Linked DNA regions of Homo sapiens: region 2 is linked to region 1. Evidence: chromatin loops called from intact Hi-C (ENCODE). Cell type or tissue: B cell. All regions are shown on one strand. Each heading gives the region's core, and the rest is flanking DNA. Links, peaks and the distances in the headings are about the cores only.

The links. A loop is a pair of places that touch in the nucleus more often than their neighbours do. Peaks named below come from ENCODE experiments on the same cell type or tissue, not always from the same donor. Only the 100,000 strongest peaks of a DNase experiment are listed, where the experiment ranks them.
Region 2: a loop joins it to region 1, with 11 times the contacts of the local background. A loop is called at or near these places in 2 of 110 quality-filtered maps.

The regions. Positions count from the first base shown.
Region 1 is chr4:80,355,390-80,371,192 of GRCh38, forward strand. CFAP299 (cilia and flagella associated protein 299) reads left to right here. Exons shown (of 6, transcript NM_152770.3): 2 at 7,365-7,495. Among named protein-coding and RNA genes, the nearest start is that of CFAP299, 28 kb to the left of the region's middle. In B cell, for the core only: CTCF peaks have their summits at 6,164 (motif pointing right), 7,405 (motif pointing right) and 7,608; DNase peaks (open chromatin) are centred at 6,142 and 7,392; H3K27me3 peaks cover 602 bases.
Region 2 is chr4:82,195,083-82,210,885 of GRCh38, forward strand. No RefSeq gene overlaps it. Among named protein-coding and RNA genes, the nearest start is that of HNRNPD, 170 kb to the right of the region's middle. In B cell, for the core only: CTCF peaks have their summits at 7,160 (motif pointing left) and 7,361; a DNase peak (open chromatin) is centred at 7,139.

The DNA of each region.
Region 1 (15,803 bases), core at 2,465-10,464:
CTCTGTCACCCAGGGTGGAATGCAGTGGCGCGATCTCGGCTCACTGCAACCTCCGCCTCCCGGGTTCGAGCAATTCTCCTGCCTCAGCCTCCTGAGTAGCTGGGATTACAGGCGCATGCCACCACACCTGACTAATGTTTTGTATTTTTAGTAGAGACTGGGTTTCACCATTTGGACAGGCTGGTCTCGAACTTCTGACCTCATGATCCATCTGCCTCGGCCTCCCAATGTCCTTTGCTTTTTAATGGGGTTGATTGTTTTTTTCTTGTAAGTTTACGTTCCTTATAGATGCTGGTTATTAAACCTCTGTTGGATGCATAATTTGCAAAAATTTTCTCCTATTCTGCTTAGGCTGTCTGTTCACTCTGATGATAGTTTTTTCTCCCATTCTATAGGTTGTCTGTTTGCTCTGATGATAGTTTCTTTTGCTATGCAGAAGCCCTTTAGTTTAATTAAATCTCATTTGTCAATTTTTGCTTTTGTTGCAGTTGCTTTTGTGATTTCATCATAAAACCTTTGCTTATGCCTATGTCCTGAATGGTATTGCCTAGATTTTCTTCTAGGGTTGTTATAGTTTTGGGTTTTACATTTAAGTCTTTAATCCATCTTGAATTAATTTTTGTGTATGGTGTAAGGAATGGGTCCAGTTTCAATTTTCTGCTTATGGCTAGCCTGTTCTTCCAGCACCATTTGTTAAATAGGGAATCCTTTCCCCATTGTTTTTTTTTTTGTCAGATTTATCAAAGATTAGATGGTTGTAGACATGTGGCTTTATTTCTGAGTTCTCCATTCTGTTCCATTGGTCTATGTGCCTGTTTTTGTACCAGTACCATGCTGTTTCGGTTACTGTAGCCTTATAGTTTGAAGTCAGGTACCGTGATGCCTCCAGCTTTGTTCTTTTTGCTTAGGATTATCCTGACTATATGAGCCCTTCTTTTAGTTCCATATGTATTTTAAAATAGTTTCTTTTAATTCTGTGAAAAATTTCAGTGATAGTTTAATGGGAATAGCATTGAATCTATAAATTGCTTTGGGCAGTATGGCCATTTTCACGACATTGATTCTTCCTATCCATGAGCATGAAGTGTTTTTCCGTCTGCTTGTGTCCTGTCTAATTTCCTTGAGCAGTGGTTTGTAGTTCTCCTTGAAGAGTTCCTTCACCTCCCTTGTTAGCTGTATTCCTATGTGTTTTATTCTTTTTGTGGCAATAGTGCATGGGAGTACATTCCTAATTTGTCTCTCTGCTTGTCTGTTGTTGGTGTTTAGGAATGCTTGTGATTTCTGTACATTGATTCTGTATCCTGAGACTTTGCTGGAGTTGCTTATCAGCCTAAGAAGCTTTTGGGCTCAGTTGATAGGATTTTCTAGATATAAGATCATATAATCTGCAAATAAAGACAATTTGACTTCCTCTCTCCCTATTTCGATATGCTTTATTGCTTTCTCTTGCTTGGTTGCCCTGGCCAGAACTTCCAATGCTATGTTAAATAGGAGTGGTGAGAGAGGACATCCTTGTCTTGTGCCAGTTTTCAAGGGGTATGCTTCCAGCTTTTGCCCATTCAGTATGATATTGGCTGTGGGTTTGTCATAAATGGATTTTATTGTTTCAAGGTATGTTCCTTCAATACCTGGTTTATTGAGAATTTTTAACATGAAGGGATGTTGAATTTTATCCAAGGTCTTTTCTGCATACTATTGAAATAATCATGTGGTTTTTTGTCTTTAGTTCTGTTTATGTGATGAATTATGTTTATTGATTTACATATGTTGAACCAACCTTGCGTCCCAAGGATGAAGCCAACTTGATTGTGGTGGATAAGCTTTTGATGTGCTGCTGGATTCGGTTTGTCAGTATTTTATTGAGGATTTTTGCATGAATGTTCATCAGTGATATTTGCCTGAAGTTTTCTTTTAATGTGGTATCTCTGCCAGGTTTTGGTATCAGAATGATGCTGGCCTTGTGGGATGAGTTAGGGAGAACTCTCCCCTCTTCAATTTTTTGGAATAGTTTCAGCATGAATGGTACCAGCTCTTCTTTGTACATCTGGTAGAATTCAGCTGTGAATTAATCTGATCCTGGGCTTTTTTGGTTGGTAGGCTATTTATTACTGACTCAATTTCAGAACTCATTATTGGTCTGTTCAAGGATTCAAGTTCTTCCTGGTTCAGTCTGGGGAGTGTTTATTTGTCCATTAATTTACCCATTTCATCTAGATTTTCTAGTTTATGTGCATAGAGGTGTTCATAATATTCTCTGATGTTTGTTTATATTTATCTGGGGTTGGTGGTTTTATCCCCCTGTTGTTTCTGATTGTGTTTATTTGAACCTTCTCTCTTTTCTTCTTCATTAGTCTAGCTAGTGGCCTATTTTATCAATTTTTTCAAGAAACCCAGCTTCTGTATTTGTTGATCTTTTGAATTTTTTTTGTGTGTCTCAATCTCCTTCAATTCAGTTCTAATTTTGGTTATTTCTTGTCTTCTGCTAGCTTGCTTTGGGATTTGTTTTCTCTTGATCCTCTTGTTCTTTTAATTGTAATATTAGGTTGTTAACTTTAAATTTTTCCAACTTTTTGATATGGGCATTTAGTGCTATAAATTTCCCTCTTGACACTGTCTTAGTTGTGTCCCAGAGATTCTAGCATATTGTACCTTTGTTCTCTTTAGTTTTAAAGAGCTTCTTGATGTCTGCCTTAATTTCATTATTTACTGAAAAGTCATTCAGGAGCAGATTATTCAGTTTTCCTGTAATTTATGGTTTTGATTGAATTTTTTAGTTTTGATTTCTAGTTTGATTGTGCTTTGGTCCAAGATATTGTTTGTTATAATTTCAGTTATTTTGCATTTGCTGAGGAGTGTTTTACTTCTCATTATGTGGTCGATTTCAGAATATGTGACAGGTGGCAGTGAGAAGAACATACGTTCTGTTATTTTGGGGTAGAGAGTAGATATTTATCAGTTCCACTTGATTTAATGCTGAGTTTGGGTCCTGAATATCTTTGATAATTTTCTGTCTCGATGATCTGTTTAATATTGTCATAGGGTGTTAAAATCTCCCACTATTATTGTGTGGGAGTCTAAGTCTCTTTGAAGGTCTCTAAGAACTTGCTTTGTGAATCTGGGTGCGCCTGTCTTGTGTGCACATATATTTCGGATAGTTAAATCTTGTTGAACTCTTTCCCATTACTTAATGCCCTTCTTTGTCTTTTTTTAATCTTTGTTGGTTTAGAGTCTGTTTTGTCAGAAACTATGATTGCAACCCCTGCTTTTTTCTATTTTCCATTTGCTGGTAGATTTTTCTCCATTCCTTTATTTTGAGCCTATGTGTGTAATTGCTTGTGAGATTGATCTCTTGAAGACAGCAATGAGTTTTTGTTCTTTATCTGGCTTGCCACTCTATGTCTTCTAATCGGACCTTTTAGCCCATTTACATTCAGAGTTAGTATTGATATGTGTGGATTTGATCCTGTCACCACAGTTTTAGCTAGTTATTTTGCAGACTTGTTTATGTTGTTGCTTCATAGTGTCACTAGTCTGTGTACTTCAGTGTGTTTTTGTAGTGGCTGGTAATGGTCTTTCCTTTCCATATTTATTGCTTCCTTTAGGAGCTTTTATAAATCAGGTCTGGTTGTAACAAATTCCGTCAGCATCTGCTTGTCTGAAAAGGATCTTATTTCTCCTTTGTTTATGAAGCTTGGTTTGGCCAAATATGAAATTCTGGTTTGGATTTTCTTTTCTTTAAGAATGTTGAATATTGGCCCCCAATCTTTTCTGGCTTGTAGAGTTTCTGCTGAAAGGTCTGCTGTTAGTCTGATAGATTTACCTTTATAGGTGATCTGACGCTTCTCTCTAGCTGCCCTTAACAGTTTTTCTTTCATTTTAATCTTGGAGAATCTGATGATTATGTATCTTGGAGATGATCTTCTTGTGAAGTACCTTACTGGGGTTCTCTGCATTTTCTGAATTTTAAAATTGTCCCCTCTATCTAGATTGGAGAATTTCTTTGATGATATCCTGAAATACATTTTCCAAGTTGCTTCCATTCTCCCCATCTCTTTCAGGGACACCAATGAGTCCATAGATTCCATCTCTTTACCCAATCCTAGATTTCTCAGAGGTTTTGTTAATTCCTTTCCATTCTTTTCTCTCTATTCTTGTCTGACTGTCTTATTTCAGAAAGCCAGTTTTCAAGCTCTGAGATTCTTCCCTGCACTTGGTCTATTCTGCTATTAATACTTGTGATTACATAATGAAATTCTCATATTGTGTGTTTCAGCTCAATCAGGTTAGTTACATTCTTTTCTCTACTGTCTACTTTGTCTGTCAGCACCTGCATTGTTTTATCATGATTTTTAGCTTCTGTGCATTGGGTTTCAATATACTTCTGTAACTTCAATTATCTTTGTTCCTATCCGTATTCTGAATTCTATTTCTGTCATTTCCGCCATCTCAGTCCTGTTCACAACCCTTGCTGGAGAAGTGATGTGGTCATTAAGAGGAAAGAAGGCACTCTGGCTTTTTAAGTTTTCATCATTCTTGTGCTGATTCTTTCACACCCTTGTGGGCTTATGTACTTTCAATTTTTGAGGTTTCTGACCTTGGAATGGGTTTTATTTTTCTTTTATCCTATTTGATGACTTTGAGGGTTTGGCTATGGTATAAAGTGGATCCAGCTGACTGGCTTCATTTCTGGGAGATTTTAGGGGGCCAGTGCTTAACTGCCAACTCCTGGACTGTGTGCTCTAAGTCTGGGGGACTTGTATTGGCCCCTGACTTTATTCTCTTGCTCCTTGAGGTTTGGAATCCACTGAACTGGGGGAGGAGGGTGAGGTTTGGCAACCACAGCAGAGTGGTAGCAGGTGCTGAGGTGCCTGCCTCTCTGCAGGCACTCACCACAGTGACAGAGGCAATGCAGCTGGAGGGGGAGTGAGCCCCTCCTGAAGACTGTGCTGGAGGCGGTATTGGCTTGAGGAAGGTATGCTGGTGGGTACACGTCTAGGTGCCTTCTCTCTGCTCTGCAAGCAGGAGTCATGATACTACTTTTGTTTAAAGAAATCCAACACACCCACACACGTCAGGAGCAAGGATTGACAGCCTATACCCCAAGATGTCAGTGATTATCTCTGAGTGATAAGATCATAGTGATATATGATGTGGATGATATGTTTGTCGTATATCTTTAGGTTTTCCACAACAATAATGTATTACTATTGTAAGTAGAAATAGATAAAATGAACTTAGTAACACTCATTTAGTTGATAGGTAAGTGGCCAGCCACTAGCCTTCTGATTGTTATAGGTTTCAAGTTTCTGAATCCTAGGGCAGATAATGTAAAAAGGATATGGAATTTTTAAAAAACAAACTTTCCAGTGGACCTGTAGATTTTATTTTCCAATTCAAGTCCATCTACCTTATATTTGGTGGAAAATTCTTCTGGATTCTGTTTGAGACCTGCCAAGCCTTAGAGTTTGTCACTGAGACTTTGTCTTTCTTTGTGGCCCTTACATACATTATTTTGGGGGTTGGGAAAAAGTTGTGTTCGAATATGCAAGTCAAGATTCCATTTTAAGCCAAATCCCCCAAGCAAGGCTCAGATTCCTCAGATAACCTTGGGCATTGTACTTCCTTTGGGCTAGTAGCTTTGCTCTTAACTAGGATATTTCAAGACATGCAAGAAATACGTTGTCATAATGGACAGATGACTCATGATTCCATCAGTTTAGGGTATGATAATGGTAAGTGAGGCAATCAATATCGACTTTCAGTTTATTTTCTCAATAGATCATGCCATTTCTTGCAAAATAGTTTAGCATTGGTGAGTCCAGAATTATCCAAATGATTTTGTGTAACCCAGGTAAAGCACACAGGGATACAAAATTCACTCAGTATTCAAAATAAATATAGCAAATTGTAAGTAATCTTTATTATGCAAAATTCTATGTTTGACCACAAGGAATTTATATTCCTACAGAAGAGTCCCACAACCTCACTGAGCTGAAGTCCTTTCTACAAATTCACTTTCAGTAATGTATTTAAGAAAATTCTTACTCAAATGATCTCACTTTTGTAAATTAATCCCCAAATCTGCATTGGTATTTCTATTAAAGATTAATTCCACTAGGTGGAGATATTTGCTCAGTTTTGTGGTTCACACTAAAGGATACTGGAATAGAGAAATCTATTAAACAAGGGAGTGTCTCAGAAACAAGAATAATAGCCTTGGGCCTTCCAAGACCTGTTGCTTTGCATTGTAATCATTTGGCAAATGTATACACATTGCTTTGTGGAGTTTAGTATTTGTTTTTAATGATTATAAAAGTGGCAGGTTTCTAGGCTTACAGTATATAATTTTTTATTTTGTTTGAATACTTACAACTTTAACCACTATGGTTTGAATAGACTGTTAACTAGACATCTTAAGTTTTCTCCTTTAACTGTTAGACAGTTCTTGCATTCAACAGCGATATAGTAATTAAGTCTTCATAATAATAAAATAGATTCTGTTTTCACTATGTTTTAGATATTTTATTTTTAATTAAAATGATAATGGCCACTATTAATATATAAATACTGTTGTTGAATACTTTAATCTTTATACTAATAACTTTATGAAAAATGGTACCTTGTCAAATCATGGGGAAACAATTTTTTTAAGTATACCATGCAACTGACAAAGATGTATGCGATAATTCTTAAAGTAAGAAAAGTGTAAGGCCTAAAATACTGGGAAGTTTTTTTTTTTTTCAATTTGAAATTTTTTTGTGGTGATCTGGGTTTCTACTTTTCTGTTTTTATTGGTACCAACATTATATGGAAACAATCTTCATAGTTAAGTAAGAAATTCATCTGCTCCTCTTTATTTTGTATTTGAAGTTATAATATTCTGTGCCATCGGTTAATTGACTTCAAGGAAGTAAGGCTCTAAAACAATGAGCTCTCTCAAAGCAGCTTGGTTCTTTTTTTTTTTTGCCATTGGTTTTTAAAATGTCTTTTGTGTATGAGTACCATTGTCTCTATTTTTATTGTTTTAAAGATACTCTATTAATTACCTACAGCTGTTCTCATAAATTGATTAAAAACACAACAGACTTTTGTCCTCTAATCCCTTAGAGAAAAATTAGCAATTGACATTTTTTTTTCATCTTAAATATATGGGAAAGGGAAGACCAAATCAGATGTGTATAAATGTATTATTAGAAAAATTCTAGTTTTTTTATATCTAATAGATCATGTCTAGTTTTTAAATACATTTAATTTTTCATTTAAAGCAATTGCTTGGTATACATTGCAGATGTAAGATATAAGTAAGTAAGTAAAAATAGTATGTCTCATTTGCCCACTCACCTAACAACTGATTTTCTCTCTAGGATGAAACCCTGGCCCGCCAGTTGGTGGAGCTAGGCTACCGAGGGACTGGAGAGAGAGTGAAAAGGGAAGATTTTGAAGCAAGGAAAGCGGCTATAGAGATTGCAAGACTGGCTGAAAGAGCTCAGCAAAAGTAAGTGTCCATGTTCCAAATCCAGATTTTATGTTATATTCTAGACCTCTGGAGTAATTCAATTTCGTTTGCATTGTTTAATTTAGAAGCACTGGGTGGAGCAGGTAAAACTTGGAATATCCTAAGCATTTGTTCTGCAGATGAGGAACTGAAGCAACTGTAATATGCTTGCACTAAAGCCACATGCAACTTCAAGCTACTAATTTGAAATATACATACCAAAATATGGTCATCATACCAATAAAGTCTTGTTAAAAAGTAACTTGATATTATTGGTTTTATACATTTATATACTAAAAATATGAATGACTTTTGCCTTAGAATTCTTTGTACTTTGAGGTCTGTAAATCTTTAGTATCATTTATGTTCTCACATTTTTCTAAGCATTAATTCATTCAACTTTTTAATCACTAACTTTTGTTTATATGCCTAATTTATATATGTTAGTATATAATATGTGGTTATATTAAACATAAATGTAATGAAATATGTTAAAACATATGATGAAAGAGATATATTCCTAAAGTGAACTGCATCAAACTTGTAAGGCAATTTTATAAAGACCTAACTAGTTGACAAATTAATAACCTATTTCATTTTTAAAAGTGGATCATTAAAGTATAAATGTTGGGGAGGATAATTACTTAGAAATCAGTATACTATCATTGGATAACATCTTTAAAATTACCCAGTAATTATGAGCATAAACTTCCCATGTACACATTATAAACAATAACATTTGGTAGTGGAATGTGCTTTGGTCTTGGGAATATGCAATTAGAAGTGGCCATTCTAATGGTAATTGTGTTTCAGAACCATAGTATACTGAAGTTTAACATACTGATATTTGGGAATATATTAGTTTTCTATTGCTGCCATAACACGTTATTACAAATTTGATGACTTAAAATAACACATTTCTGGCCAGGCGTGGTGGCTCACGCCTGTAATCCCAGTACTTTGGGAGGCAGAGGCGGGCAGATCAAGAGGTCAGGAGATCAAGACCATCCTGGCTAACACAGCAAAACCCTGTCTCTACTAAAAATACAAAAAATTAGCTGGCGTGGTGGTGGGAGCCTGTAGTCCCAGTTACTCAGGAGGCTGAGGCAGGAGAATGACGTGAACCCGGGAGGCGGAGCTTGCAGTGAGCCAAGATCGCGCCACTGCACTCCAGCCTGGGCAACAGAGCGAGACTCCGTCTCAAAACACACACACACACACACACACACACACATTTCTTTGTTCATTGTTCTGTCCATACAGTGTGGCTCGGCCAAGCCCTCTGTATAGTATATCACAAGGTTGAAATCCTGGTGTAGGCTGGATGGCATTCTTGTCTTGAGGTTCTGAGGATGCAACTGCCTCCATGTTCAGTTTGGTTGGCCAAATTCAATTCCTTATGATTATACGGCTGAGTTCTCCAGTTCCTTGGTTGTCATTTGGGGGCTGGTCTTTGCTCCTAGAAGCTGTTCATGTTTCTTTTTAAGCTTTCCCACTCCCTCCAGCAACAGTGGGTCAAGACCCTTTTACCCTTCAGATTTCTCCAACTTCCTCTTCAGAAGGTTCTTTCCTGACTCTGGTCCAAGAAATATCTCTCCTTTTAAGGACTTATGTGATTACACTGTGCCCATCTAATGATCCAGGATAATCTCCCTGTTTTAAAGTCAATAATATTTATTATATCATCAGCAAAGGCCCTTTGTTTGTTATTTCTTCAACTTTTATTTTAAGTTCAGGGGTATGTGTGCAGGATGTGCAGGTTTGTTATAGGTAAACATGTGCCATGGTGGTTTGTTGCACAGGTCATCCCATCACCTAGGTATTAAGCCCAGCATCTATTAGCTATTCTTCCTGATGCTCTTGCTTCAACCAAGCCCCACTTTGACAGGCTCACTGTGTGTCATTCCCCTCCATGTGTCCTGTCTATGTGTTCTCATCATTCAGCTCCCGCTTGGAGGTGAGAACATGCAGTGTTTGGTTTTCTGCTCCTGTGTAAGTTTGCTGAGGAAAACGGCTTCCAGCTCCATCCATGTTCCTGCAAAGGACATCATCTCATTCTTTTTATGGCTGCATAGTATTCCATGGTATATATGTACCATATTTTCTTTTTTCAGTCTATCATTGATGAGCATTTGGGTTGATTCATGTCTTTGTTATTGTGAACAGTGCTGCAATGAACATGTACATGCATGTATCTTTATAATAGAATGATTTATATTCCTTTGGGTATATACTCAGTGTTGGAATTACTGGGTCAAATGCTATTTCTGTCTCTAGGTCTTTGAAGAATTGGCAAACAATGGTTGAATAATTTACACTCCCACCAACAGTGTAAAAGTGTTCCTTTTTCTCCACAACCTTGCCAACATCTGTTGTTTTTTGACTTTTTAATAATCACCATTCTGACTGGCATGAGATGGTATCTCATTGTGGTTTTGATTTGCCTTTCTCTAATGATCAGTGACGTTGAGCTTTTTCTTATATGTTTGTTGGCCGCATGTATGTCTTCTTTTGAAAAGTGTCTGTTCATGAAGCAAAGGACCTTTTGGTATGTAATGCAACATATTCACAGTTCTTAAGATTAGAGAATGGATATCCTTAATCCCATTAATGTGAGAAAGGGGCATTCTGCTTATCACAGGTAATTTATATAAAATCTCAGGAATTTACCGAACATAGTTATTCACTATCAACTTCTATTCTTGGAAAATTGAAATGAGGCTAGTTTTCTGTGTACAATGTAATGTTTGAAATGTGTCTTATGTAAAACATCAGGGAGAGTCTTTTCTTTTTGTGAGAATCAGTCAATGTCTATCAGTCAGAAGCAGAAGTGGAAATATTTTTGTGAGATTTTACAAGGAATTCCTGTAAATTCACATGCAATTTTATGAGTGATATAAGCTATTTCATATCAAGACGAGTTATTCATGTTTAAAGTCTAAGTTCTATTGACATCACATGTCCATTTTGTGTTTGAGGATCAAAGTAGGTATTTCCTCTATGCAATAGTCTCTTTAACTGGTCAGAGCTGGAAGTCATCAGGCTACTTATGAGCCAGTTTTGGGAGACTAATCCCCATTCAGAGCTGCTAGAATTTGAAGGCCCTTTCATCTGCAGATCTTCTCTGGTTGCCTTTGTAATGGGATGGGTACCATATGTTGCCTTTTGCCCCATGTGGTAGTCCATTCCCTTCCAGGTTCATTTAGTGTTGTTGACAGCAGGGCCAGCAGATGGTGTCCTAGAGCCAAATATGTCCTGTGCCTATATTTGTTGGAGGATCACTTTGAAAATATGCATGAACATCTGACTGCCAGCCAGCTGGCAACTTGGAAACACTTGGTTCCACTATCAGATCATCTTACATTAACTTCTTTAATATGCAGGTGAGCAACTCCAAGTAGGTCACAATTCTTTGGTCTAGCAATCATAGAGCACCTATTTCGAGAAGTGCTGGTATCTAGGAGTATGTTAATTACTCACAATAGCTTCACAGGGGAAAAAGTCTGGAGAGATGAAAGTTAAAGATATCAGGAAGGTATATTTTGATTAGGGATGTTCAAGAAGAAGGCAAAAATGCTAAAAAAATATTTTGGGCTTCTATTCAGTCTTTCACAAATTAGACAACCATAGTGCATTAGGCTCTGTGCTGTAGGCTCTGGGAATACAATAGAAAACAAGACTTAGTTCTCACCCTCAAGAAGCTTGAAGACTAGAGAAATGAAAGGCATTACATTGTTGGTGGGAATGGAAAATGGAAAACAGTTTGGCAGGTCTTCAAAAAATTCAACGTAGAGTTACTATATGACCCAGCAATTCTACCAAACACATATTCAAGGGAATTGAAAAACCTAAGTCCACTTAAAAACTCATATACAAATGTCAGTAGCAGTATTATTCATAGTAGTTAAAAGGTAGAAATTGTCCAACCCATCAACTGATGAATGGATAAAAAATTTGGTACCTAAGTGTAATAAAATACTATTCAGTCATCAAAAGGTATAAAGTAGTGTTACATGCAACAACATGAAAAACCTTAACACATTAGGGTAAGCAAAGGAGGCTAGAAAAAAAAGACTACTTACTGCATGATACCATTTATATAAAATGTCCAGTATCAGTAAATCTATAGAGACAAGTAGATTCATGGTTTCCAAGGACTGGATGGAAGGGAGATTGGACAATGACTGCTAATGAATATGAGGTTTCTTCTTGGTGTGATAATATGTGTAAATAGACATTGGTGATAATTGCATAACTTTGTAAATATACTAAAATCTATTGACTTGTGCACCTTAAAAGTGTGAATTTATAGTATGTGATTTAAATTTCAGTTCAAAAAGACAATTGCAATGGAAGATGATAAATGCAATCGTAAGTACTGTGGCAACATTTTGAAGTAATACAAAGTCAAGATTTGTGAGGGGACGTGAAGAATAAGAAAAGTTCTTCTTAATGTTTGACCACTAAATTGATTCTTAAAGGCTCAATTAGAGTTAATCAGGCAAAGAGTGGTGTGAGTGAACACATCCATTTTGCCTCAATCTTATGATAAACTCCCCTTATTCACAAATTATTTTCTTTACTTCTTTGTCTTAATTTGTACCTGTTCCTTCACTAAGGCCCTTTTTTCTCCAAAAACTATACCAACTAGAGGCACCCATTTCAACATTTACTGGGTTGGTATCCAAGGTGATGATGTGGGGCAGGGTCGGGGGGATAGAGTCGATTCTTCATTCTCCTAGCTTTCTCGTCCTTTGCTTCAAAATCATCTCTGCTCCACTATTATATAAACATCTCTGATTTCTTCTCCACTGAGATTCATTCCACTGGTTATAGTAGCCATAAGACAGAAGCTGTAGAGGTTGGAAGAAGGGATGGGAGTAATTTAGCTGATACCCATTTGTCAGGACAGGGAATTCTCTCCCCCAGGGACTGGCCATGGTTTTCTTGCATAAGTGCCAGATAATTTCTATTTATAGTGAGAAGTTCAGCTGATTGCCATGTGGTGGAGAGATGGAACTTCAATATTCGTGACACACATTGACTATTGTGTTCCTAGAGCCTAGTCAGTAGTTACAACTGAGTCATCCCTCAGGCTGGATACTTGCCTGGATGAGCTTGTAAGATCATCAGTTTTTCACTTTGGGTCACCTTATCTTATTGGGAAATGAATTCACCCCTCTTAAAACTGGTTCTGAGATAATGACCTTATTTTGCTAGAGCATGGTATCTGAAATGCAGATGATCGGAATAAGTGGTAGCCCTGATGGATTCTGTCATTGTACTGGTTAGCTATTGCCATCTTCTTGGAAGACTATTAGATAAGTCTTTGGGAATTACTGTAAGGATTCACTTGATAGGAGTCTCAGATGCTGTATATACATGGATCCCTATGATCTTTTTGTACTTGATGAAGAGGATTTCTATGGTGATTTAGAGTAGGGCTCTTGTACCCTTTATTCTCAAGTATATCTGGAATAAAATGTAAAAACTGGATAAATCTCCAGCCTTTCTTATGCTATTCAATCTAGTTAATTTAGCATCTGTTAAATTCTTTTTTCTGCTATAATGTATAGTTATCTCCTTCAATTTGTTTTTAACTATAGAAGGTAGAAATGTCTGTTAACTTATAAAATACTTTTAATTTTATGGAGATGAGCACTTTGGGAGGTTGAGATAGAACTGCCTGAGCCCAAGAGTTCAAGACCAGCCTGGGCAACATAGTGAGACCCCAAATCTTAAAAAAAAATTATGGTGATGAAGTCGGATAAAATTCCAGAGTTTATTTTATATAAGAATGGCTTTATCCTGTCAACCTTGTTTTATTTTTGTATATCATTTTATGATAAAAACTGAATATCATATACTTGAGAATTAAATGAGAAAATTTATGTATTTTAAGTGTTTGGTGAAATAATTTTAACTTTTTGCTTAGTATCATATTTTTAAATAGTTATTCTCATGGTTTGTTGCTTTCAAACCAAAGCAATACAGTTGTGATTTGTTGCAGATTAGCATCTCCAGGAAGCAGACAGTGAGAATTAGGAGTGCACAAGGTTTGTTGAGAAAGCAAACACCTGTGAAAGGAAAAGTGAGGAAGCAGGACTGAGCAGGGTCAGAGCCCTAACCTCAAACTTTGAGAGAATCTCTCAGCACAGTGGAGAGCTCCACAGTACAAGTTATCCCACATGGGATGAAATAGCCAGGCCTTAGTATCTCCACTGTACTCATTGGCTGGGGACCACTAAGAAAAGTTGAGGCCAATCTTGAAAGGGTTAAAAGCTGGAAGCTGTCAGCTCATGAAGCTCCTCACAGCTGGCAGAAATTCCTTTATACAAGGTACATCTGAGTGATGCATCTTGTAACATACAGATCTACTTCATGCGCACATGGAGCAGCTCCTCCAGAGCATAAAGGCCTCTCTTCATGAGAGGAAACTCACAATAAAGTCAATGGGGTGAGCTACCGCCCCTATCATTTCATAATCTTCCTCTTCCACTATCCATTCTAAATCTCCTGCCTTTGTCTATCATCTTTCTAGGATTTTGTGATGTGACCCAAAATCCTTATTCACAAATGCCCTGAGGCCCTTATCATCCTACTCTACTCAGGCCCATGTTGATACATTTGTCATTCACATTTAAAATTTAGGAAGAGCGTATGAACAGATGCCTAGGTGGTTCACCTGAGTTAGCCATGTATTCTTCCCTATCCCCATTCTATAACTGCAGTCCTTCTTTTTGCTGATCAGCATCAGTTACTCTACAAGATCATGTCTCCTCTTCTTGCCTGCTGCTTCCTGGGCACAAGATGCCCAAGGTGCCTAAGTGGCAGCCATAGCTTGTAGTTCAGTGAGACACTTGCTGTTTTCCTTGGTGAGTATCCTAGTGCATGCACATCGGTTTTTAATAGTATTGCTGCCGAGCTGGAGATTCAGTGGTGCCTTCAGTGAACATTCCAGCACTTTTAGCTGACAGCTTCTGGATAGTGCATGCATAATATGACCAGAGGACCCCATGTTCATGAACACTCTGCTGTATCTATTTTCTATACAATGGGTATATCAGTTCATTCTTACACTGCTGTAAAGAAATATCTGAGACTGGGTAGTTTATAAAGAAAAGAGGTTTAATTGGTTCATGATTCTGCAGGCTATACAGGAAGCATGGTGGCATCTGCTCAGCTTCTGGGGAGTCCTCAGGAAACTTACAATTATGGCAGAGGGTGAAAGGGAAGCTGGCACTTTACATGGCCAGAGCAGGAGGAATAGAAAGTTGGGGAGGTGCCACACACTTTTAAACAACCAGATCTCTTGAGAATTCACTATTGCAAGGAGAGTACCAGGGGGAAATCTGACCCCATTATCCAATCACCTCCCACCAGGCCCCACCTTTCTTCACTGGGGATTACAATTTGACATGAGATTTGATGAGGACACAGATTCAAACCATATTATTCTGTCCCTGGGCTCCCCAAATCTCATGTCCCTCTCACATTGCAAAACACAATCATGCCTTCCCAACAGTCCCCCAAAGTCTTAACTCATTCCACTATTAACCCAAAAGTCCACAGTCCAAAGTCATCTGAAACAAGGCTAGTCCCTTTTGCCTATGAGCCTGTAAAATCAAAAACAAGTTAGTTACTTCCAGGATACAATGGGGGATAGGCATTAGGTAAGTACCCTTGTTCCAAAAGGGAGAAATCGGCCAAAAGAAAGGGGCTACAGGCCCCAGGCAAGTCTGAAACCCAGCAGGGCAGTCATTAAACCCTAAAGCTCCAAAATAATCTCCCCTGACTCCATGTCTTACATCCAGGGCATGCTGATGCAAGGGGGGCTCCCAAGGCCTTGAGCAGCTCCACCCTTGTGGCTTTGTGGCTTCACCCCCACAGCTGCTCTCATGTGCTGGCGTTGAGTGCCTGTGGCTTTTCCAGGCACAGGGTGCAACTTTTGGTGGCTCTACCATTCTGAGGTCTGGAGGATGGTAGCCCTCTTCTTACATCTCCACTAGGCAGCGCCCCAGTGGGGCCTCTGTGTGAGAGCTCTAACTCCACATTTCCCTTCCTCACTGCCCTAGAAGAGGTTCTCCATGAGGGTTCTGCCCCTGCCGCAGGGTTTTGCCTGGACATCCAGGCTTTTTCATATATCCTCTGAAATCTGAGTAGAGGTTCCCAAGCCTCAACTCCTCCATTCTGTGCACTTGTAGTCCTAACACCACATTGAAGCCATCAAGGCTATGGCTTGCATCCTCTGGAACAATGGCCTGAGTTATACCTGAGCCCCTTTGAGCCACAGCTGGAGCTGGGGTGG
Region 2 (15,803 bases), core at 3,785-11,784, 1.8 Mb after region 1:
TGTTTTTATGTTGTAAACAAACATGACTGCACCCCTTTTTGTTGGTGTAAATTGCAATGTTGGAATTATCTTCTATACCAGAAGAACATTTTATGTTTTACAAACCAAGAGGCAATGCCGTCAGTTCTTAAACAGGTGTTCTAATAGAAAGCCCAACAGTCTTTTTAAATTTTACATTTAACAATGTAAAAACCACTCATTGCTCAAGGCCTAGATTTACCCCAAGGGCTCATAATTTGCTAACCTTGTACTAAAAAGGTGAAGCTAAGAATTTCAACTGTTGTATTACTTTTCAAATTTCAATGCAAATGAGAATGCACTTCCTTTCTAATAGACATTCTCACCAAACAGACCAGGAGATATATTGTACTAGCAGTCACCCACAAAATATGGTCTGTAATTTCTAATATGGCTCTAGCCCCAAAACATATCCCATTTCCACCTGAAATGGCCCATCTACTGTTGCCTAGATCCTCCATTCCAAACTTCACCTTTTAGTACTAAATAATTCTTTTTTTTTTTAAGAAACCATCTAAAGGGACAATACCTTAAGTCACTAAAATTCTAACAATAACTTTTATTTTCTCACATGGGAATCTTTTTTTTTTCTTTTTTTTTTTTTTTTGAGACAGGATCTCGCACGGTCGCCCAGGTTGGAGTGCAGTGGTGCGATCTTGGCTCACTGCAACCTCCTCCTCCTGGGTTCAAGTGCCACAGCCTCCTGTTTAGCTGAGACTACAGACATGTGCCACCTAGCCCAGCTAATTGTTGTATTTTTAGTAGAGACAGGGTTTCACCATGTCAGCCAGGCTGGTCTCGAACTCCTGACCTCAAGTGATCCACCTGAGTTGGCCTCCTAAAGTGCTGAGATTACAGGCATGAGCCACCGCGCCTGGCATCATATGGGAATCTTGAACAATGTATGCAAAATAAAAGAACACCAAAAGAAGGGAGAGGGAACAAGTGTTGTTCCCAATGGAAATTTGGAATGTTTCCTAATTCCAGATCAATTTTTTTTTTAAAAGGTTAGTGATGGGGCAGTGCTATTCTGATACATCTGCGTGTCTTACCTGCTTTCCCTAAGGGAAACAGAATAAGCATGTTAAGCATGCAGTCTCTGGAGACTGCATCTAGTTCTCACAAGCAGTATAAACTTGCGCAAGTCACTGAACCTAAATGAGTCTCTGTTCAACTTTCTGAAAAATGGCAATAGTTCTAGGATTTATCTCAGAGTGTTGTTGTAACAATGAAATAAGATGCGTATATGAAGAACACTTGGAATAGGATTGGCCCATAGAGACGCAATGAGTGATAGCAATAATCGTTTTAACAGTTGTTCTCAAATTTTAGTGCAAAATAATAAATATAGAATTTGTTTAAAATTTCTACTTCCATCCCTACTGGAAATTTCTACTTCCATCTTTTCAGAAGGTCTGAAGTGGGGCCCAGGAATATGCATTTTAATAGGAATGTCGGATTATTTTGATGTCAATGATATAGGACCATACTTTTTAAAAAATAATGCCCTACAAAACAAATCAATAATGTTAAAAGTCAAAATAGTGATCACCTGAGAGGATGTGGGAGACGGTAGTGATTAGGAGAAAGTTCAAGGAGACTGTAAGGTGCAGGTAATGGTCTATACCTTGGCCCAGGTGTCGGCTACATGGATAGGTTAACCTTGTAATAATTTATCAAGTTGCACACACAATTTTCTGTATATGTTTTTTTCTTTAATAAAAAAATAAAAATATAAAACCACAACTAAAGTAACAACACAATCAAACCAGTGCCCTCTGTCTGTGGTTCTTATCTCTGACTGAATATTAAATTCATCTGGGGAATATATAACAAACATCCTTGCTCCAATGTTAATAAACATTAAGTCCACAACTCTCAGAAATTCCGATTTGATCAATCTGGTTTGGGGCCCAGCCATCAGTATATTTTTAAAACTCCTCACGTGATTCTATCCTTTGCAGCCAGAGTTGAGAGCCAATGTGTTATATCAGCGTTCTCAAACCTTACCATACATCAGACTTATCTAAAGGACCTATTAAAATACCAATGATTGGCCCCCCACTTCCGGAGTTTCTGAGTAAATGGGTCTAGGATAGAGCCTGAGAGTTTGCATTTCTAACACCTCAGGTAATGCTGATGCTACTGATCCACAGAACACAGGCCACACTTTAAGAACCATCGACTTTTACTTACTTTCCTAATAAGGTTAAACCTGTAACACCTAATCCTCTCTTCCTCATTCTCCCAATATTCCTTATCAATAAAGAGTTAATACTCCTCAAATGTTTAAAATCTATATCCCAGGAGTAACTGCACTGTGTCTACAGTTATCACATGCAGGTAGTTCTGACATCATAACTTTTGGTTAAGCTAGCAAACATTCTTTCATTTGAATATTCATACATTCCATACACAGACATTAATGTGCCCCTAAAATGCACCACTGAGCTGTGTGCAGACCTGGCTTTCTAGTCCTCACACTAGAGCAAAACTCCTGAGTCTCATACATACAGGAACTATGTTGACTGCTGATTGCTGACTACACCACGCCTTCTGGATTATTCTTGGGATAGCTATCTCTTTCTGTAGGTGGACACAGCAAGAGGCACTGGAAGAATCTGGAGGTCCTTGGGAAATGAGTATCATACTCTCAAAAGAAGGATACACACACTTCTATACAAAAGTAAAGAGTGTTCCTTAAATATTTTTAGGTGCTCACAACACATTTGTCCTGAAGGCTCCAGTTGGAACTTTACCTCTTACCAGAACTTTCCTCTTACCTCTCACCAGAACTTTACCTCTTACCAGAGGCAGAGATTCCACTGTGAGAAATCTAGTGGCAATTTTAAAGACCACTCTCCATGTGTAGCCCCAGATAATACAATGCAGAACAATCATCAATCGTAATACAAGCATGACCCTTAGATCATCACTCAAACTGATTTACTCCTAAAAACTTTGCTCTGCACATTTTCATTCCCCCATGCCCTTGTTTTGTTTACATTACTTAAATTCTACTGGGAAGAAAGGCCTTGATATTGGATTGCAGAGCCCACGTAAAACATCTAGGCTATTGCATTTGTCAACTCTCAAGGCAGGTAGAGTAATTGAAGTCCATTTATAAAGCTTTTCATAACTCACTAGCAAGAATATAAACTGACAAGTTTAACAAAAAAGGAAGGGAAATTCTTAGGAAATTATATTCACTATGAATTCCCCCATGTTTCTAAAGACATTTCTATAAAACAGAAAGCTTTGGCTCAGTGTCAGTTAATACTATAGCAATAAAACAAATCACCAATTTTCCTCAATTGTTACCGTCTTACTCTTAGTTTTAGAAAAACAACTGCTTTACTTTATACCTTGCATCTCACTATCTCTTTCAACAGAATTAATGCTACGTGAAATCCTATGTGATCTGTACCCAATTTTATGAAATAACTGGTATTTTAGGCAGAATTAAACCCAGCAATATGTAAAGAGTAAAACACTGTGTTTAAATGGGGTTTGCCCCAGAAACAAAAGGTTTAATAGAAAAGCAATCAATGTGGCCAGGTGCAGTGGCCTGTAATCCCAGCACTTTGGGAGGCCGAAGCAGGCAGATCACCTGAGGTTGGGAGTTCGAGACCAGCCTGGCTAACATGGTGAAACTCTGTCTCTAATAAAAATACAAAAAATTAGCCAGGCATGGTGGTGGGCACCTATAATCCCAGCTACTCAGGAGGCTGAGGCAGGAGAATTGCTTGAAACTGGGAGGCAGAGGTTGCAGTGAACCAGGATCACGCCACTGCACCCCAGCCTGGGCGACAGAGTGAGACTCCGTTTCAAAAAAAAAAAGAAAAGTAATCAATGCAAATTCACTATATTAACAAAAAAAAGGAGAAATACAGTATGATCCTCTCAACAAATACAGAAAAGGTATTTAATTAAAAATCTAAATTCATTCATGTTAATTACTCTCAGCAAACTAGAAATAGAATGGAACTTCTTCAATTGATGTATGAAAAATCTTACTTAATGGTGAAAAACTGAATACTTTCCCCCTAAAATCAGAAATAACGATGGCTTCTCTCACTACTCTTACTCAACATTTTGCTAACAGTCCTAGCCAGTGCAGTAATGTAAGAAAAGGAAATAAAAGGCATGCCAATTGGAAAAGGTGAGGTAAATTTGCCTGTATTAGTAAACATGACATGCTCATGAACATAGGATATCCTAAGGAATCTAGAAAAAAGCCACTAGAAATAACAAGTGATCTAGGAAGGTAGCAGGATACAAAAACAATACCTAAAATCAATTCTACTTCTATATTCTAGAAACAATTAGAAATTCAAATCTTAAAATACTACCATTTATAATATCAAAAAATATTAAATAATTAGAGACAATTTTTTAAAGTATGCAAGTCCTTACACTGAAAATAATAAAATATTGCTGAGACAAAATAAAGACCGAAAAAAATGAAGACATAACCTATATTCATGTCAGAAGACTCCATATTGATTAGACATCAGATCTCACCAAATTGGTCTATAGATTTTTCATAATATCAGTCAAAATCCCAGCAGGCTTTATTGTAGAAACTGACAAGCTGATTCTAGAATTTATAAGGAAAAGTAAAAGACCTAAAACACCCAAAACTATTTTGAAAAATAAGAACAAAGTACTCATACTCTCTGATCTTAAGACTTAATATCCAAATGGGGAAAAGTGAACCTTGACCTTTACTTCACTAGTCACAAAAATTAATTTGAAATGGGTTATAAACCTAAACATAAAAACAAAACTATAAAACTTCTAAAAAAAAAAATACATTTATCTGACCAGGACTTGTAGGTACAATACATAAAGAACTCTTATAATTTTATAAAAAGAACACCAATAACACAATTAAAATGGGAAAAATATTTGAACAGAAATTTCACAGAAAGAATACATAGAATGCCAAAAAGCATATGTAAAGATGCTCCCCATCTTTAGTCATAAAGAAAATACAGTTAAAACCACAAAAGATACCACAACATCCCCACTCAAATGGCTAAAAATGTAAAAGACTGAGAATATCAAGTGTTAGCAAGGATATAGAGCAATTAGAACTCTCAGACATTGCTGGTAGAAATGTAAAACAATGCAGCTACTTGGATAAACTATTTGACAGTTTCTTAGAAAGGTCAACATACATTTACCATGTGACTCAGGAATTCCTCTCCCAAGTATCCTTTAAAAGAAAACATATGTACATTCTCACTTATTAAAAAATAGAATGAATAAGACCTACTCTTTGATAGCACAATAGGGTGACTATAGTCAATAATAACGTAATTGCATATTTTAAAATAACTTAAAGAATGTAACTGGGTTGTTTGAAACTCAAAGGAAAAATGCTTGAGGGGATGGATACTCCATTCTCTGTGATATGCTTATTTCACACTGCAGGACTGTATCAAAACATCTCACATACCCCATAAATATATACACCTACTATGTACCCACAAAAATTCCAAAAAATAATTTTTAAAAATTTATGAAAACACTGAAAACAAAACTTATTTTTAAAGTACACATGGGTTTATAGCAGTATTATTAATAATAATAATAACGAAATGCTGAAAACAGCCCAAATTCAGTTACAAAAAAAACAAAAAAACAAAAAAAACAACTACTGTTCCATGCCACAACATAGAGGAATCTCTAAAACATTACACTGAGGGGTGAGCGGCGGCGGGTGGTGGGGGGACCTAACACAAAAGAGTGCCTACTTCATAATCCCATTCATATGAAACTGTAGGAAAGACAAATATGGTCTATAATGATAGAAAGCAGATCAGTGGTTGCCTAGGACTGGGATTGGGAGATGGTGGTTATGGGAAGGAGAACAGGGGGACCATTTGGGTGGACAGAAATGTTTTATATTTTGATTGTGTAAACATTTCTCAAAACTCATAGAATAGAGACAGGCAGAGCCAGATGGCAGAACAGAACCCTCCAGAAATCATTCCCCAACAGAAACACCAAATTGAACAACTATCCATGCAAGAAATCACCTTCATAAGAACCAAAAATCAAGTGAGCAATCACCATGCCTGGTTTTAACACCGTATCAAGGAAAGGGTCATGAATCAAGAAACAGAGACCAAAAAAAAGAGAAAGGGGCACTGAAAACAGTAAGAAAGACAGTCTTGCATGGCCCCTCACCCCAACAGTAGCCTGCAGAGAGAGAATCTCCAAGTACACAGGTACCTGGAGAAGGGAGGGAGCATTTAAACTACCCTTGGCCAGAGGGGAATCCTCTGCCCCAGGGTAGGAACCTGGGTGCCAGCCAGCTCCACCACCAGCTGACTAAAGAGCCCTGGAGTCCTGAATAAATATGAAAGGCAGTCAGGCCACAAGGACTGCAGTCCATGGGCAAGTCTGGTTGCTGCACTGGGCTGGGAGCCAGAGGAATTGGAGTGCACACAATCCATCAAGACAGTTGTGGTGGCCAAGGGAGTGCTTTTGTTGCTCTTCCCCCAACTCCAGGCAGTGCAGCTGGGGGAGAGACTTCTTCCACTTGAGGAGAGGAGAGGGAAGAGTAAAGACGACTTCATCTTGCAACCTGGGAACCAGCTTAGACACAGTTAAAAAAGAAAAAGAAGAAGAAGAAAGAAGAACCACCACCAGCACCAGCACCACCAAGCAGATTTCTGAAATGGCCCAATTCCAGGCCCTAGCTCCTGGACATCATTTCTAGATCCTTCCTGGGCCAGAAGGGAAGCTGCTGCCCAAAGAGAAGGACCCAGTCCTGGAAGGATTCACCACCTGCTAACTAAAGACCCCTGGGGGCTTGAATAAATACCAGTGGTAGCTGGGCAGTAGTTACCATGGGCCTTGAGCAAGACTCAGTACTGGCTTCAGATGTGACCCAGGATAGTCCTGGCTGTACTGGCCTTAGAAGTGTCTGCGTCACCCCTCCCCCAACTCCAGGCAGCCCAGCACAGAGAGAGAGAGAGAGACTCCTGTTTTGAAGAAAGTGAAGAAAAAGAATGAGAAACTGCCTCATAAGGGAATTCTCCCCATCTTACCCAAGCCCACCAAGGCAGTAGAAGTCTACAAGAATAATAGCATTACTGGACATGGGGCGCCCTCTAGTGCAGATATGACTGCAGTGACCAAAGACTTAGATCATAACATTTAATTCCCTTTGAATACCTGGAAAGCCTTCTCACAAAGGATGGGTACAAAAAAGCCCAGACTGAGGGATTAGAATAAATACCTAATTCTTCAATGCCCAAACATGCATGGATGAACATCCGCAAGCATCAACAACAAGCAAGAAAACATGACCTCACCAAATGAACTAAGTCACCACTGACTAATCCCCCAGTGACAGAGATATTTGACTTTACAGAGAGAGAATTCAAAATAGCTGTTTTGAGGAAGTTCAACAAATCTCAAGAAAACACAGAGAAGAATTCAGAGAATCCCATCAGAAAAATTTAACAAGGATATTTAAATAACTTTAAAAAATCAAGCAGAAATTCTGGCTGAAAGCTTCAATTGACAAACTGGAAAATACTTCAGAGTCTCTCAACAGCATAATTGATCAAGCAAAAGAAAGAATTAATGAATTTGAAGACAGGCTATTTGAAAATATACAGTCAGAGGATAAAAAAGATTAAAAAAAGGAATAAAATATGCTTACAAGATTTAGAAAATAGCCACAAAAGGGTAAATCTATGAGTTATTAACCTTAAAGAAGAGGTAGAAAGAGAGATTGGGGTAGAAAGTTTATTGAAAGAAATAATAACATAGAACTTTCCTAATTTAGAGCAACATCAGTATTCAGGTACAAGGTCATAGAACATTAAGCAGATTTAACCCAAATAAAACTACTTCAAAGCATTTAATAAACAAAACTCCCAAAGGTCAAGGATAAAGAAAGAACCTTAAAAACAGCAAAAGAAAAGAAATCAATAACATATAAAGGCGATCCAATACATCTGGCAGCAGACTTCTCAATGGGAATCTTGTAGGCCAGGAAAGAATGGTATGACATATTCAAATTGCTGAAAGAAAAAAGAAAACTTTTATCCTAGAATATTATATCTAGCAAAAATCCTTCAAACATGAAGGAGAAAAAAAAATACTTTCCCAGACAAAAGATGATAGATTTCATTGACACCAGACATGTCCTACAAAAAATGCTAAAGAGTATTCTTCAACCTGAAAAAAAAGGACAATAATGAGCAATAAGAAATCATCTGAAGGTATAAAACTCATGAGTAACAGTAAGTACACAAAAAAAACAGACTACTGTAACATTATAATTGTAGTGTTAAACCACTCATATCTTGAGTAAGACAAACCAATCAAAAATAATAACTATAACAACTTTTTAACAGGTAGATAGTATTGAAAGATAGAAACAGTGAAAAGTTAAAAAGTTTTGGAGGGATGGTGTTAAAGTGCAGAGTTTTTATTTGTTTTCTTTTTGCTTGTTTATTAGTGGAGTGTGGTTTTTTGGGGTTTTTTTTTGTTTGTTTTTTGTTTTGGTCATCAGAGTTAAGTTGTCATCAGTTTAAAATAATGGGTTATAAAATGTTTTTTGCAAGCAAGCCTCATGGTCACCTAAAATCAAAGACCTACAGCAGATAGATTAAAAATAAGAAATTAAAACATACTACCAGAGAAAATCACTTTTACACAAAGGAAGACAGGAAGAAAGGAAGGCCACAGAACAAACAGAAAACAAATAACAATGGCAGTAGTAAGTCCTTAACTATCAATAATGACATTGAACGTAAATGAACTAAACTCTCCAATCAAAAGACATAGAGTGGCTGAATGGATAGAAAAATAAGACCTCAACTATATGTTGTTTACAAGAGACTCACTTCACCTATAAAGACACAGACTGAAAATAAAGGGGTGGAAAAAACATATCCCATGCAAACGGAAACCAAAAAAGAGCAGGAGTAGCGATACTTATATTAGATAGTGTAGATCTTAAGACAAAGAAGGTTATCATATAATGATAGAGGGGTCAATTCAGCAAGAGGATATACCAATTGTAAATATATATGCACCCAACAATGGAGCACCCAGATATATAAAGAAAATATTATTAGTGCTAAAGAGAGAGATAGGCCCCAATACAATAATAGCTGAAGATCTCAACAACCCACTTTCAGTATTGGACAGATCATCCAGACAGAAAATAAACAAAGAAATATCAAACTTAATCTGCACTATAGACTAAATGCACCTAATAGATATATTTACAGAACATTTCATCCAACAGCTACAGAATGCACTTTCTTCTTAGCACATGCATCATTCTCAAGGACGTGCCATATATTAGGCAAAAAAACAAGTCGTTAAAAACTCACAAAAATTGAAATCTTTCACCTGATCTTTGCCTGGTATTTACAAAAAAGAAAAGAAAATTGAAATAAAATGAAGTATATTCTCTGCTCACCATGGAATAAAACTAGAAATCAATTACAAGAGAAACTTCGGAAACTATATGAAAACATGACAATTAAACAGTATGCTCCTGAATGACCAGTGGATCAATGAAGAAATTAAGAAGAAAATTGAAAAATTTCTTGAAACAAATGAAAATGAGAACACAACATATTAAAATCTATCAGGTATAGCAAAGGCAGTACTAAGAGGAAAGTTTATAGCAAATAAGTCCCTACATCCAAAAAGTAGAAAAACTTCAAATAAATAACCTAATAATACATCTTAAAGAACTAGAAAAGAAAGAGCAAATCAAACCTAAAATTTATAGAAAAAAAGAAATAATAAAGATCGGAGAAGAAATAAATGAAATTGATAGCAAAAGAATAATACAAAAGACCAATAAAATGCAAAGTTGGTGTTTTGAAAAGATAAGTGAAATTGAAAAACCTTTAGCAAAACTAACTTAAATAAGAGAGAAGACCCAAATAAATAAAATCAGAAATAAAAGAGAAGACATTACAACTGATAGCACAGAAATTCAAAGAATCATTGGAGGCTATTATGAACAACTATATGCCAATAAACTGGAAAACCTAAAAGAAATGGATAAATTTCTGGGCACATACAACCTACTGATTGAACCATGAAGAAATCCAAAATCTGAATAGGCCAGTGACAAGTAATGAGATTGAAGCCATAATAAAAAGTCTCCTAGCAAAGAAAATCTCAGGACTCAATGGCTTAACTACTGAATTTTACTAAACATTTAAAGAAGAACTAACACCAATCCTACTCAAACTATACCAAAAAAAAAAAAAAAGTGAAGAGGAGGGACTATTTCCAAACCCATTCTACAAGGCCAGTATTACTGTGATACCAAAATCAGACAAAGACACAAGAAAAAAGAAAACATCAGGCCACTATCTCTGATGAACATAGATAAAAATTTCTCAAGAAAATTCTAGCTAACCAAATACAACAACATATTTAAAAGATCATTATCATGGCCAAGTGGGATTCATCCCAGAAATGCAAAGATGGTCCAAGATATGCAAATCAATTAACATGATATGTCATATAAACAGAATATGATCATTTAAATTATCATTATCAAATAATAATATCATTTCAATTGATGCTGAAAAAACATTCAGTAAAATTCAATATCCATTCATGATAAACACTCTAAAAAAATGGGCAGTGACGGAACATATCTTAACACAATAAAAGCCATATATGACAGACCCACAGCTAGTATCATACTAAACAGGCAAAAACTGAAAGCCTTTCCTCTGAGATCTGGAACAAGACAAGGATGCCCACTCTCACCATTGTTATTCAACATAGTACTGGAAGTCCTAGTTAGAGCAATCAGACAAGAGAAAGAAATAAAGGGGATCCAAATTGGAAAGGAAGAAGTGACATTATCCTTACTTGTAGATGATATGATCTTATATTTGGAAAAAACTTAAAGACTTCACAAAAAAGTATTAGAATTGATAAATAAATTCAGTAAATTTGCAGGATACAAAATCAACATACAAAAATCAGTAGCATTTCTTTATGCCAACAGTGAAAAATCTGAAAAAAGAAATCAAGAAAGTAATCCCATTCATAATAGCTACAAATGAAATAAAATATCTAGCAATTAACCAAAGAAGTGGAACATTTCTACAATGAAAACTATAAAACATTAATGCAAGAAACTGAAGAGGACACCGAAAAATGGAAAGATATTTCATGTTCATGTATTAGAATAATCAATAGTGTTCAATTGTCCATACTACCCAAAGCAATCTGTAGATTCAGTCAATCCCTATCAAAATACAAATGACATTGTTCACAGAAATAGAAAAGATAATCCTAAAATTCATAATAACCACTAAAGACCCAGAATAGCCAAAGCTATCTTGAGCAAAAACAATAAAACTGGAGGAATAGCATTATCTGACATCAAATGATACTACAAAGCTATAGTAGCCAAAACAGTATGGTAGTGGCATAAAAACAGACAAATAGACCAATAGAACAGAAAGCACAGAAATAAATCCACGCATCTACAGTGAGCTCTTTTGACAAAGATGCCAAGAACATTCATTGGAAAAAGGACAGTCTTCAATAAAAGGTACTGGAAAAATTGGATGTCCACATGCAAGAGAATGAAACTCTCGCCATATACAAAAATCAAATTAAATGGATTAAAGACTTAAATCTAAGACTTTAAACTATGAAGCTACTAAAAGGAAACATTGGGGAAACTCTACAGGACATTGATCTGGGCAAAGATTTCTTTAGTAATACCTCAAAAGCACAGGCAACCAAAGCAAAAAAGGGACAAATGGGATTACATCAAGTAAAAAGGCTTCTGCACAGCAAAGGAAACAATCAACAAGGTGAAGAGACAACTCACGGAATGGGAGAAAATATTTTCAAACTACCGATTTGACAGGGGATTAATAACTAGAATAAATAAGGAATTCAAACAACTCAATAAATAATTTGATTTAAAAATGGGCAAAAGATCTAAACAGACATTTGTCAAAGGAAGACATAAAAATGGCAGACAGGTATATTATAAAATGCTCAACACCATTAATAATTAGGGAAATGCAAATCAGAACCACAATAAGATATCATCTCACCCCAGTTAGAATGGTTATCAAAAACTAATAACAAATGCTAGTGAGGATATGGAGAAAGAAGAAGCCTCATACACTGTTGGTGGAATGTAAATTAGTATAGCCACCATGGAGAACAGTATGGAGTTTCCTCAAAACACTAAAAAAAGAGCTACCGTATGATGCAGCAATCCCACTGCTAGATTTATATCCAAAAGAGAGGAAATCAGTATATCGAAGAGACACCTACACTCCCATGTTTATTGCAGCTCTATTCACAATAACCAAGATTTACAATCAACCTAAGTGTTCATCAGTCAATGAACAGATAAAGAAAATGTGGCACATATTACAAAATAGAATATTATTCAGCCATAAAAAATAATGAAATCCTGTCATTTCATGTCAGTTTCATGGATGGAAATGGAGGACATTATGTTAAGTGAAACAAGCCTGGCACAGAAAGACAAATTTCACATATTCTCACTCATTTGTGAGAACTAACAATTAAAACAATTGAACTCATGAAGCTATAGAGCAGAATGATCATTACCAGAGGCTGGGCAGGGTAACATGGGGGTGAGGGGAAATGGAGTGGGGATGATTAATGTGTACAAAAAATACATAGATAGAATGAATAAGATCTATTATTTGATAGTATAACAGGGTGACTAAAGTCATTAATAATTTACCGTGTATTTAAAAATAACCAAAAGAATAGAATTTGAATGTCCCTAACACAAGGAAATGATAAATACTTGAGGTGATGGATATTCCATTTACTCTGATGTGTTTCTTACATATTGTATGCCTGTATCAGAACATCACATGTACCCCATTAATATATACAGCTATTATATTCCCATAGTAATTAAAAATTAAAAATATACATACACACTCATGGAAGCATTTTATTGTATGTAAATTATACCTCAATAAAGTTATTTTTTACTTAAAAAGTTAACATTTTTTACATTTCTGACTACATTTTGACACTGTTGGTGTAATAAAAAAGAAGCAATGAATATGAAGCATTGAATAAAAAGAGCTACCATCTGTGCTCAGCATTTGAAAAAGATTTTTTCACTTAATTTTTCCATAAAACCAATGGCTTGACTTTATTTCTAGTCTCACTTGAGGGATGAGAAAAGTTGACATTATAATAAGCAGTGTGGTTGGCTTGGAAAGTCAGATCCATCGATCTCCAAAGTAGTCCATGCTCTCAGCACTACATCATGATTTTTCCCAAAGTAGGAAGACATTGTACCCTCAATATGCCAACAAAGAGGAAAATAAGTCGGTTTGTCACCTGGGCAGAGCAGGAACAAAATAAATCATCAAGAAGCTTTTCAGGGACCACTAATGTCAATAGACCATCAAGTCTGAACTGATGGAGCAGCAAATGTAATTATTGCACCAGGAAAATTCCAGTTTAAGATACTGCTTAATCTCAAAGGTACAAAGGTCCTTGTTATTATTCTCATTTAGAAGGAGAATTAACTTGCAAAGAAGGGCAGGCATTTTCAAAGAATAAAAACTATATACCAACTTTCCTCTCCCACTTATCTTGTTTACTAGAATGGTTATGTTCCCAGCTCATCATGTTTTACAGGTGAATTCTTTCAAAATTTGAGGGACAGATAGTATCATATGAAGCAAATGGATCCAGCACCAGAAAGAACATAAGTAAGAAATGGAAAACAACCTCATGAATTCTAGAAAAGCAAATATAGCCTTAATACCAAAACTTCACAAAGATAGTACAAAAACATTTTTTTGGAAAGGCTAAGGGACAGGGAAGAAAAGGGAAGAGGAAGGAAAGAAAAGAGTGGAAGGAGACTTAGAAAAATTTCATTTAAGAGTATAAGAGTGAAATTACAAATAAAATGTTAGCAAATATAATTCAACAAAATATCATCTATGGTAACCAAATAAAATTAAGCAGAGAAAACAAGAATGGCCCAGTAATGAGAAACTTATGAACACAATATGCTGTGACGGAAAAAGCCAAACAAGAAGATCCATAATTCACCATTTAATCATTTGCCCCAACTTGTCATTCATTTTTTTATCCTAATATATGAATACATAGAAGTTACTGAAATACTTTCTTTGAATAAGGAAGAATATCAATTTATACTAAAGATGAAATATACATTTATAACATCAATAAATAAAACTCCCCAGCTGCCAAAAAGGCATTTAATAAAATTAACCTCCATGCCTGATTTCATTACTAGCTTTAAAATAGGACAAAAAGGAGAAAAGACTTTGAAGTGAAACAGACCTAGGTCAAATAAAAACACCACCACTAACCTCATGTATACATAGCCCAGTGCTTGGCACATAATAAACACCCAATAAACGAAAAGTAATTTCTATATCAACCAACCAGCCAGCTTCATGCTTAATAAATTCTATAGGCATAATATTAAAATTAGGCACAAAATAAGGAAGCTTTCTATTACCAATATTTAGTATTATATATATGAAACAAAAGTCATGAATGCAGTAAAGGAAAAGACAAAATTATCATTATTTGCAGATGAGTGGCTACCTTGAATATCCAAATAGAGAATTCCAATAACTAGTAAAACTAAAAAAAAAGTTTTAAAAAATGGCTACATAGAACATAATTTTTTAATTTTTATTTATTTATTTATTTATTTATTTATTTATTTATTTTTGAGACGGAGTCTCGTTCTGTCGCCCAGGCTGGAGTGCAGTGGAGCGATCTCGGCTCACTGCAAGCTCTGCCTCCCGGGTTCACGCCATTCTCCTGCTTCAGCCTCCCAAGTAGTTGGGACTACAGGCGCCCGCCACTACGCCCGGCTAATTTTTTGTATTTTTAGTAGAGACGGGGTTTCACTGTGTTAGCCAGGATGGTCTCGATCTCCTGACCTCGTGATCCGCCCGCCTCGGCCTCCCAAAGTGCTGGGATTACAGGTGTGAGCCACCGCGCCCCGCCGAACATAAATATTTTTTAATAAATAACATTCCAATATAGTAGTCTAATTAGATAATATAATCTTAAAACAGATTTTATTTACTATAGAAAGAACAAAAATTTTAAAGGGAAAATTTCCATGAGAAATACAAACATCATGAAAAAACAAAAATATTTATAGAATAATATTTGAGTAAGAATAGGAAAATTATGATAAATATATAAAGGCTTCCAAAATGTATATTTGTATTTAAAATCCCAACAGGATTAAGGAGACTTTAAGTGTTCTGAAATTCATTTGAATAGAATAAACAGGTAAGAATATTTACAAACAAAAATTTGTAAGTTACTGAACTGTATACATGTAAGCTCTCAAAAAATGTGCTGAACCAACTACAAAATTAAGGTAGTTAAAATAATATATATACAAATAATAAACGGCTCATATGCCTAAATTCAAATAAATAATGAGAATTAGACCCTGTGGCCCTAAAACTTAGACCCTAAAAATTAAAAGTATGATATTGTAGTCATTATAAATCAAGAGAGAGGGAAAAATTTACTTAATAAATGATGTTGGGAAAATGAGATGAAAATGTGAAAAAGAGCTGGGCACAGTGCCTCATACCTGTAATCCCAACACTTTGGGAGGCCAAGGTGGGAAGATCACTTGAACCCAGAAGTTTAAGACCACCCTGGGCAACATAATGAAACCCTGTCTCTATAAAAAATAGAAAAATTTAGATGGGCATGGTGGTGTGCGCCTGTAG